Linked DNA regions of Homo sapiens: region 2 is linked to region 1. Evidence: read pairs that join two places in POLR2A ChIA-PET (ENCODE). Cell type or tissue: OCI-LY7. All regions are shown on one strand. Region 1 overlaps YY1 (YY1 transcription factor). Region 2 overlaps PPP2R5C (protein phosphatase 2 regulatory subunit B'gamma).

Region 1 (5,000 bases):
TGCATGCCTGTAGTCCCAGCTACTTGGGAAGCTGAGGCAAGACAATCACTTGAGCCCAGGAGGTCGAGGCTGTAGTGAGCCGTGACCACGTCACTGCGTCACTGCAACTTCAGTCTAGAGCAAGACTCTGCCTCCAAAAAAAAAAAAAAAAAAAAAAAAAAAAAAAAAAAAAAAGGACCAGGCACGGTGGCTCACACCTGTAATCCCAGCACTTTGGGAGGCCGAGGCAGGTGGATCACGAGGTCAGGAGATCGAGACCATCCTGGCTAATACAATGATACCCTGTCTCTACTAAAATACAAAAAATTAGCCAGGCGTGGTGGCGGGCACCTGTAGTCCTGGCTACTCAGGAGGCTGAGGCAGGAGAATCGCTTGAACCTGGGAGGCAGAGCTTGCAGTGAGCAGAGATTGTGCCACTGTACTCCAGCCTGGGTGACAGAGCGAGACTCTGTCTCAAAAAAGAAAAAAAAAAAAAATACATATATGTGTGTGTGTGTGTATATATATATATATATATATATTCATATATTCAGACCCCATATAATTCATTTCCCATATCTCAGACACCAAATCCTATTGATCCCCTTTAAAAGATCTCTCGGCCAGGCCACAGTGGCTCATGCCTGTAATCCCAGCATTTTGGGAGTTCAAGACCAGCCTGGCCAACATGATGAAACCCCAACTCTACTAAAAATACAAAAATTAGCCAGGTGTGGTGGCGGGCGCCTGTAAGCCCAGCTACTCGGGAGGCTGCGGCAAGAGAATTGCTTAAACCCGGGAAGTGGAGGTTGCAGTGAGCCGAGATTGCACTCCACCCTGGGCAACAGAGCAAGACCCCGTCTCAAAACAAACAAACAAACAAACAAAAAACACCAGTCTTCCCTCTTTGATCCACTGCCATCAACTTATTTCCTATTATCTCAAACCTAAATGACTGTAGTAGTTTCTTAATTGATTTTCACAATTATTTTCTCTAGTGATACTGCAAAGGATAAACTGGCACAGAAAATATAGCTGATATATTCTCACCCATGGTATAATCCCTTCAGTGCTGCTGTAAATTATTTCAATCTGGCATTCTGGGTCCAATGCTGTCTGGTCCCACTTTAACAACATACCTGGTCTTACCTTCTATTTCTCCTTTGCACATGCCTTCTATATTCTAACCAGCTTTTCTCATGGGTTAAATTCACAAGTGCATGGCAGGAGGTTTCAGTAAGTGTGAGTTTTGCTCTCTCTTACCACCTCTCTTCTCAACCCAGCCTCCCCTCCAAAGTCTAGCTCAAATTCTAGAGAATTTGAGGGCATGTTCATTTTATCAGTTCAGTCTTGATTCCTACCTTTTCTTTGAGCTCCTAGATTATTCCCTGACAGACTCAATCATTCCAGTTTGAATTTTTGTTGGTCTTGCCTCTTTTTTTTTTTTGAGACGGAGTCTCGCTCTGTCACCCAGGCTAGAGTGCAGTGGCACAATCTCAGCTCACTGCAACCTCCGCCTCCCAGGTTCAAGTGATTCTCCTGCCTCCACCTCCCGATTAGCTGGGACTACAGGCACACACCACCATGCCCAGCTAATCGTTTGTATTTTTAGTAGAAACAGGGTTTCACCACGTTGGCCAGGATGGTCTCGATCTCTTGACCTCGTGATCCACCCGCCTTGGCCTCCCAAAGTGCTGGGAGCCACAGTGCCTGGCGGGTCTTGCCTCTTAAGGTAGAGCAGAAGTGCCCAGAGGCCAAAAACAAGTCTTCTTCTACCTTTGATGCCTAAATTAGAAATAGGTACTCCGAAATTTTCAAGGCTAACTGCAAGTTTTTGCTTCTCAAATTGTCTGTCTCACCAAAAGTAGTAAAATAAAATATTTCAGAAGTGAAACTGGCTTCAACTTTTACCTTGAATTACCTTTCCACCAGTGTTAAAAATCAAGACCAACAACCAAACCAAAACGAAATCTACAACCACCAAAAACTACATATAACTGCTTAGCACACAGCTTTCTGACCTCAGAGCAAAGCTGGAGTATGAGAGGAAGATCAAGATAGAACGTAGGTTCCATTTGATTCAAGTGGTCATTATCAAGTTCAATCACTCTCAGCAATGAAAAGCACTGAATACAATTGTAAACTTTACATGACTCTAATTCCACCACTCTTCATTCTAGGAAATATAATTATACATCATTACAAGGAATCACAGATTTTTTTCATTTTACTGAGGAGAATGCGCAGGCACAGAGAGGTTAAGTAACCTGCTCAGGGTTAACTGGCTAGGAAGTGGCTGATGTAAACTCATGAGGGCCGGGCGTGGTGGCTCACGCCTGTAATCCCAGCACTTTGGGAAGCCGAGGCGGGCGGATCACGAGGTCAGGATGATCGAGACCACGGTGAAACCCCGTCTCTACTAAAAATACAAAAAACTCATGAAGTCTACCCCTAAGATTTATATGCTTAACTGTTAAGCTCTGCTGCCTCTTGTTCAGAAAGAACACTAGTGATAATATACCCAAGGTTATCCATTCACAGATGAAGACTATCTATTCCTAGGTGGGGCCTAGGAAAAAAATAGCTGGATGTATTCCGAAAAAGAGACAGGAAATATGGTTACTGACCCTAAGACACAAACCCAGGACTCAAATTCTTTAATTTCATTCCTGTTCCCAGGGCTGCCTGCTCCTACTGACACCCCCTGCACGTGCCCATCCCTCTAGCCTGGCACATCTACTTCTACATCAAAACTTTCACGGGGTACAGAAATACTTTGGTGGCCAAGGGAGCTATTTGTCCTCATGTTTTATATTTCTTTCTTTTCTTTTTTTTTTGACACAGTCTCCCTCTATTGTCCAGGCTGGAGTGCAGTGGAGCAATCATGGCTCACTGCAGCCTTGACCTCCAAGGTTCAAGCAATCCTCCCACCTCAGCCTCCCATGTAGCTGGGACCACAGACGGGCACCACCATGCCCAGCTAATTTTATTTTTTGTAGAGATGTGGTCTCACTATGTTACCTAGGCTGGTTTCGAACTCCTGGGCTGAAGCAATCCGCCTTGGCCTACCAAAGTGCTGGGATTACAGGTGTGGGCCATGTTTTATATTTCTGATACAGAATGATAGCAATGTTGAGAATCAGTGCTACTCTGAATAAGCTACTGATGAAAGTGTCTTAATCCATTTGGGCTGCTACAACAAAAATATAGATTAGGTGGCTTAAGGCAACATTTATTTCCCACAGTTCGGAAGCTAGAAGTCCAAGATCAAGGTGCCAGCATGGTGGTGTTCTTGGTGAGGACCTACTCCCTGGTTTGCAGATAGCCATCTTCACACTGTCTTGTCACATAGCATAGAGAGAACCAGAGGGCTAGCACTCTGGAGTCTCTTTTATAGGGCACTAATCCCATGCATTAGGGTTCTACCCTCAGACCTAAATTACCTTCCAAAGGACCTACCCTCTAATACCATCACATTGGGGGTTAAGATTTCAACACATGAATCTGGGAGAGACACAAACATGCAGTCTACCCCAGAGGGCATGTCTCAAGTGTGCTGAGACAGAAGACTGAACTCATGGCATAAAGGAATCACAGGCTAAATGATTATTATCATTAGTTCTACACATATTGAGGGCCTCCTATGTGCCTGGCATTGTTCTGGGCACTGGGAATAAAAGCTAGAAACAAAGTATCTGCTCTCAAGGAACTTACAGTCTAGTGAGGGAAGTCAAATGAGGAAATACTTCTTGAGTGGGGCTCAGAACCCAAATCTGAGCAATTCTAATATTGAAAGACTGAGGAATACTTTGCAAAGGAGACTGAAGAGGTATATCCACAGGTAGGGAGACAACTAGCTCTGTCTAAAGAGAACTTAGCGACATATCAAGTGCAAGTGGCATACACTACCAACACTGAAGAATATCAAGAACCCTCAGGATGGTCACTAAAATAATTCAGAATCAGAAACCAAAAAAATATATGAAAGAAGCCTAAAGTAGACGCTGACAAGACTTTATGACCTATATCAGGAATCAACTAGTACAGCCAGTTGGCCAAATCCAACCTCTATATTTCCACGGTTTTCGTAAAAAAAAAAAAAATTGTGGTAAAATATACATTACCATAATACTTCTCATTTTAACCATATGTAAGTGTACAGTTCAGTGCCATTTAATACATTCAGAATGTGTAACCATCACCACTATCTATACCCAAAATATTTTCTTCATTCCCGCAAAAAACTCTATACCCATTATGCAAGAACTTTCACTTCCCCTCAGCACCTGCTAACCTCAATTCTACTTTCTGTCTCTATGAATTTGCCTATTTCAGGTACCTCATACCAGTTGAATCATACAGTATTTGCCATCCATGCCTGGTTTATTTCACTAAGCATAATGTTTTTAAGACCCACCTGTTGTAACATATAACAACATTCCATTCCTCTTCATGGCTGAATAATATTCTGTACATACATACCATTTTGTCCATCTGTTAATGGATGGAGAAATAAACATGGCTAGATAATTAATCAGATGGGTTGGGGAGGAACAGGGATGCCAAGTATGCCACCTGAGTTTCTTGCTTCTAATTTTTAGAAGATGGTGGTGTCATTTGATGAGATGGAGGACAAGAGTGTGAAAGAGATGATGTGCAGAAGATTTAGAGTTCCTCTTTGGTTTGAGGTATCTGTGCAAAATCTAATGGGCAGACCTCAAAAAGGCAACTAAATATGCATGTATAGGGGATAAGAAACCTAGGTCAGAGAGAATTATATCGTAATCTGTGAGAATCACTGGCATATAGATGTTTTTTTTTTTTTGTGACAGGGTCTGGCTCTGTTGACCAGACTAGAGTGATCATAGTCTGCATGATCATAGCTCATTGCAGCCTCAAACTCCTGGACTCAAGTGACCCTCCTGCTGCAACCTCCCAAGTAGGTGGGACTACAGGCCCACAATACCATGCCTGACTCAGACTGCATTGAAAGCCCCAGAAAGACATTGTAAGATTATCTA
Region 2 (5,000 bases), 1.6 Mb before region 1:
CCATGGGAGTGGGGTGTACTGCCTGTAGGATCCTAAAACACCATGAGAACAAAAATTTTATTCCTAAATACTCTGAGAACTCAGTGGCTGTGCAACTATTTGAAACGAGTAACTGTCATTACAGCGTTCAGGACTCTTCACATTCAGATATCCAGTCTTTTTCAATGAAAAACGTTCATTTTTGGAATTACCTCTTTGCTTGCCTTCAATTCTCATCAATTCTACACCTTTGTTTGTACCCTAATTTGCCAGGATTACCTTAAATGAGCTCGTGTGTGTTGTCGCAGCCTGTGTATTTGGAGCTGTTTGGCATTCTCACATTCTTGGCACTACAGAGAACTGAGAGTCCACCGTTCTCCCTAAGAGCCACGCTATGCACAGCTTGGCTCCTAAGGAGTAGCCAGTTAAGTCCTTTAAGAACATGTCCTCGCCAAATCCTCCTAACAGCAGTTCAAGCCAGTGCCGTTACCCCGATCTAGAGGCGAGGACACAGGTACGAGAGCCAACACAGCTTGCCTAAGGCCACGGTGCTATGAAGTGGCAGATACGGACACGAGGGCCAAATGTACCCTTTTCAGGGAACTGAAACTCAAAAGGATGTTGGGATCATTCAGAGTGGAGTTAAATCACTCTTACATGCCTCAAAATGCCCTAAAAGCATCATTCGCGTTATAAACACTGCACAGTAACTGATACTCAGAATAAAAGACTAAGTTGTCATTCAAACACAAAAGCAAATTTATTACAATTAAGAAGGAAGAGCAGAGTAACACGGTTTTTAATAAAATTTCTATCCAAACTGTTCTAAAAGGCAAGTGAATTTCAATTCTTCTAGGCTTCCAGACAGGGTGTTTCTGTAGAATTTTTGCTTATAGACCATAAGCAGATATGCCTGTGATTATAATCTCATGAGCTCTTTTTTTCATTTCTTTTCTTCATTTAAAAAATCTCATTTGACTATTTTTTTTTTAAAAGAATTTTACTGTTTTAAAAAAAACCTGTAACAATGAATTGGGTAAAAAAGTAAAAAACTGCATCCTTGGGCCCTATCAAATATTTCCATTTTTTTTTGAATACAAGTTAATTTAACAACTTCTTCATCAACATATTTTAAAAATCTTATTTTCTGCTGCGTTGACAGGACTGTACCACGGGGAAACAAAAATGGGTGGAGGTGGTGGAAGAATATGCTTCATACCTTTACGTATTCTGATTTGTAACAGTAAAGTGTTATTACAAATGCCTCATACTTGTATAGATCATTTTAGCTTTTCCCATTATTTAATTAATATGTTATTGTGAATTTGAGACAATTTCCAAATATTTCAAGATAAATCCTCAATCATACCCCGGAGCAATATACATGGACATACTCATGCAAAACCCGTAGGAGAAGAGGAGAAAAGACCCAGGGCATCCAAAATGACAGAAAGAAGGTGGAGATAAGAATGTGCTATTCTGGCCAGGCGCGGTGGCTCACGTCTGTAATCCCAGCGCTTTGGGAGGCCGAGATGGGTGGATCATCTGAGGTCAGGAGTTCGAGACTAGCCTAGCCAACATGGTGAAACCCCATCTCTACTAAAAAATACAAAATAATTAGCTGGGTGTGGTGGCAGGTGCCTGTAATCCCAGCTACTTGGGAGGCTGAGGCAAGAGAATCGCTTGAACCCGGGAGGCTGAGGTTGCAGTGAACTGAGATCACACCACTGTATTCCCACCTGGGTGACAGAGCAAGACTCTGTCTCAAAAAAAAAAAAAAAAAGAAAAAGAAAATGAAAAAAAAGAAAAAAAAAGAATGTGCTATTCTTTAAAAAACGTATTTACTAAAGGGAAGCCTGTTATTAATCAGTGATAAATAGAGATGTTTAACAAAGATCTCCTTTAAAGTAGGCTGGGAGCATTCCTGTCTAGCTTTATACATGCTCCTGGTCCCAACAGTCAGGGAGGTACAGAAATTGAATGCGTTTCACTGGTCAGTGATATCTAGAGTGCAGGGTGAGCCTGGGGGTTACTCAAGATTGGAACGTAGGAAGAAAACAGCAGGGTGTCTATTTATACTTTCTTCTACAAAGAACAAGAAATTACAACATACTAATATTCAACAGACAAATTTACACGCAGTGGAGGTGTGTGCTGGAGGTTGTTTTTGCTGCCAGGCAAGCGTGGACAGAAGAGTTTGGAGACCACTACTGGGCAGTGAAGGCTTTTGTAAATGAGTCCTAAACGGCGAATACCACAGCCAACTTCACCGATGTTGCTAGCAACATGTACCTCAATTACAGAAGGGAGTGAGAGCTGTGACATACATGCTTAGCCACCAAATCATAGAATATGAGGAAGTAAGGCTGAATTACTAAATTGTCACTATGCACCAAGAGGCATCATGTAAACTGTGGATAGGAAACTGATTGAAAAAAAGAAGCCAAGCCCACATTTACATGAAAAGTCTTGGTGGTCAAAAGAAATGCTCCAAGACACCATAAAGGACCAACTTTCAGCATGGCAGCTGCAGAAAGACAGCAGAACCAGGACTTTCTGCTGCACAGATGTTGGGGCCTTCCAAATAAGCATTACCCCGATGGAGCAAGGAGACACAGCTGCAAAAACTACCAGCCTAGACAGTGACAACTCAAAAGATACCCCAGAATGTGCAGGCTCACAAGGGTGGGAAGTACTCCCTGGTCACTCACGTAATATTCACTAAGCAGCTGAAGCAGCCAAGTTTCAAACACAGAGACCACAGCGTCATCAGGTCAAGCAGCACCCTCAGCTTCCATGCACGTTTTTATTTTTTTTAACTAGAGACAGGGTCTCACTATGTTGCCCAGGCTGGAGTACAGTGGTATAATCCTGGCTCACTGCAACCTTGACCTTCCAGGCTCAAGCCATCCTCCTGCCCCAGCCCTCTGAGTAGCTGGGACTACAGGCATGCACCCACACCCAGCTAGTTTTTAAATTGTTTATAGAGACACAATCTCACTATGTTGGCCAAGGCTGGTCCTGAACTCCTGGGCTCAAGTGATCCTCCTGCCTCAGCCTCCCAAAAATGTTGGGATGACGGGTGTGAGCCACCATGCCAGCCCCAAGTGTATTCTTCCATGCAAGGTGCTCCCAGGGTCCTGGGGAGGTCTATGCAAGTCGCGAGCCCACAGACAAGAGATCTCACGCAAAACAGAAAGAAGCGCTCAAGCTCTCGGAAAGGCAGGAGCCAACATTTAGCGACGGTGCCATCTTGTCTTTCAAATGTATTTATTCTTAGTACAAAACGAGTAGGAACAAAGTTGAACTAACAACTTGGGGCAAATTTGGGATTCATCATTAATATGTACTAAATTCCACTCCCCTCTATGTCCCAGATGAGGAAACTTAGCAGAGGATGAGTTTCCCCCACCAAGTAAACAAAAGCTCAGCAGTTCTATTTTGTTTTTAAAGATAATATTCACATGCCACTTTTTGAAATGACCATTTCTCCATGACTTCTAGTGTCTCCTGTGTCCTAGAGCAGTGTCTGTGCAGGCAGGGCTCTCTCTCTTCTTGGCCACTGCCTCATCCTGCACCACCTGGAGTCTGAGTTTCTAGAGCCCTAGAAGACTTAATGTCTGGTTGATTCCTGCACCTGGTCCCTCCTCACGTTTTCACTGCTCATGGCCCTTTATATTTCCCATACAGATCTGGGGAGAACTTAAGAATTTGGCAGGATTGAGTCTTCCAATTCATGAACATGGACTGTTTCGCCAATTACTCAAGTTCTCTTTAAATGTCTCCCAATAAAGTCTTCTAATTTTCTTCTCAAAATGTGCAAAACATTAATTTTCAGATTTTATTCTTAGGTATTTGCTATGTTTTGATGTGATCGTCAATGGTATCTTTAAAAACACTTAATTTTCTAACTGCTGTTGCAATACAGAAAAAATGGTTTTTGAGTATCACTTTTACATGTAGCTATCTTGCTAAATCCCTCTGGTTTTCCTTTCATCTGCAAGTCCCCACATTGTTCTTCTCTTTCTTATCTACTGCGCTGACCAGGACCTCTGGGCAACGCTGAGAGGAGCAGTGAGAACGGCCCCTTGCACCCATCCCCGACTCAGAGGGGAGCTTTTACTAGCTAACCATTGATTTGATGCTTGCTCTAGCAGCCTGTGGATAACAGTTACCCGAGTAAGAAACTGACCTACGGATTCAATGCTATCCCAATCCATATTCCAACACACACTTCTGTGGAACTGAATACATGGATTCTAAAATGTATGTGGAAATGCAAGGGGTTAAGACTAACCAAGACACCCCTGAGAAGAACCAAGCTGGAGGACTTGCTGTTCCAGAAATCAAGACTTCCTGTAAAGCTTCATGAATGAAAACAGCCAGGCTCTGTGCTGTCACACAGGCTCATGCATAAATCGACACCTGACTTGTGACAGCAGAGGGTTGCAGAGGAGTGAGGAAAAGTCGGCCTTTCAACACGTTGTGTTGGGACAACTAGGTACACAGGGACAAAAAAGAAAGAAAAGAAAAGAAGAAAGAAAGAAAGGAAGCAACTGGATCAAATTATATACATATATCTACACTGAAATTAAACATTTTCCTTCATCAAGACATCCACAAGGATGAAAAGGCAAGGCACAGGATAGAACTATTTGAATACATATAACCAATAGACTCATATCCAGAATATATAAACATGTCCAATAACTCAGTAAGAAAACTTCAGAGTACAAATAGAAGAATAGGAAAAAGTCTTAATCAGGTTCTTCACAAAATAGATCCAAATGGCTAACCACGTATGAAGGGCTCGTCACTCTCATTAATAACCACCAGAGAAATGCAAATTAAAACCACTACGGACAACACCAAATAGTGCCTCAAGGAGCTGCTTTGTGGCTGGAGCCCGAACACCACCCATGGGCGGGGCAGTGCATTATCAGTGGTGTTGAGGATACACGAGGTTGACAGCCAGGACAGCACTCCTGGCATACCACCTCACGACACTCACATACACGTCC

What was found. Peaks named below come from ENCODE experiments on the same cell type or tissue, not always from the same donor. Only the 100,000 strongest peaks of a DNase experiment are listed, where the experiment ranks them.
Region 2: POLR2A ChIA-PET joins it to region 1 with 5 read pairs; 1 of 35 experiments calls an interaction of 5 or more read pairs at or near these places.

What each region holds. Positions count from the first base shown.
Region 1 is chr14:100,255,946-100,260,945 of GRCh38, reverse strand. All of the region lies in intron 1 of YY1 (YY1 transcription factor), which reads right to left. Among named protein-coding and RNA genes, the nearest start is that of MIR6764, 19 kb to the left of the region's middle. In OCI-LY7, a CTCF peak has its summit at 2,791; a DNase peak (open chromatin) is centred at 4,265; H3K4me3 peaks cover 3,706 bases; H3K27ac peaks cover 4,011 bases.
Region 2 is chr14:101,849,232-101,854,231 of GRCh38, reverse strand. The region is part of intron 3 of PPP2R5C (protein phosphatase 2 regulatory subunit B'gamma); the gene reads right to left. Among named protein-coding and RNA genes, the nearest start is that of PPP2R5C, 90 kb to the right of the region's middle. RefSeq lists an enhancer at 2,073-2,182. In OCI-LY7, a CTCF peak has its summit at 4,760; DNase peaks (open chromatin) are centred at 2,359, 3,565 and 4,361; H3K4me3 peaks cover 656 bases; H3K27ac peaks cover 538 bases.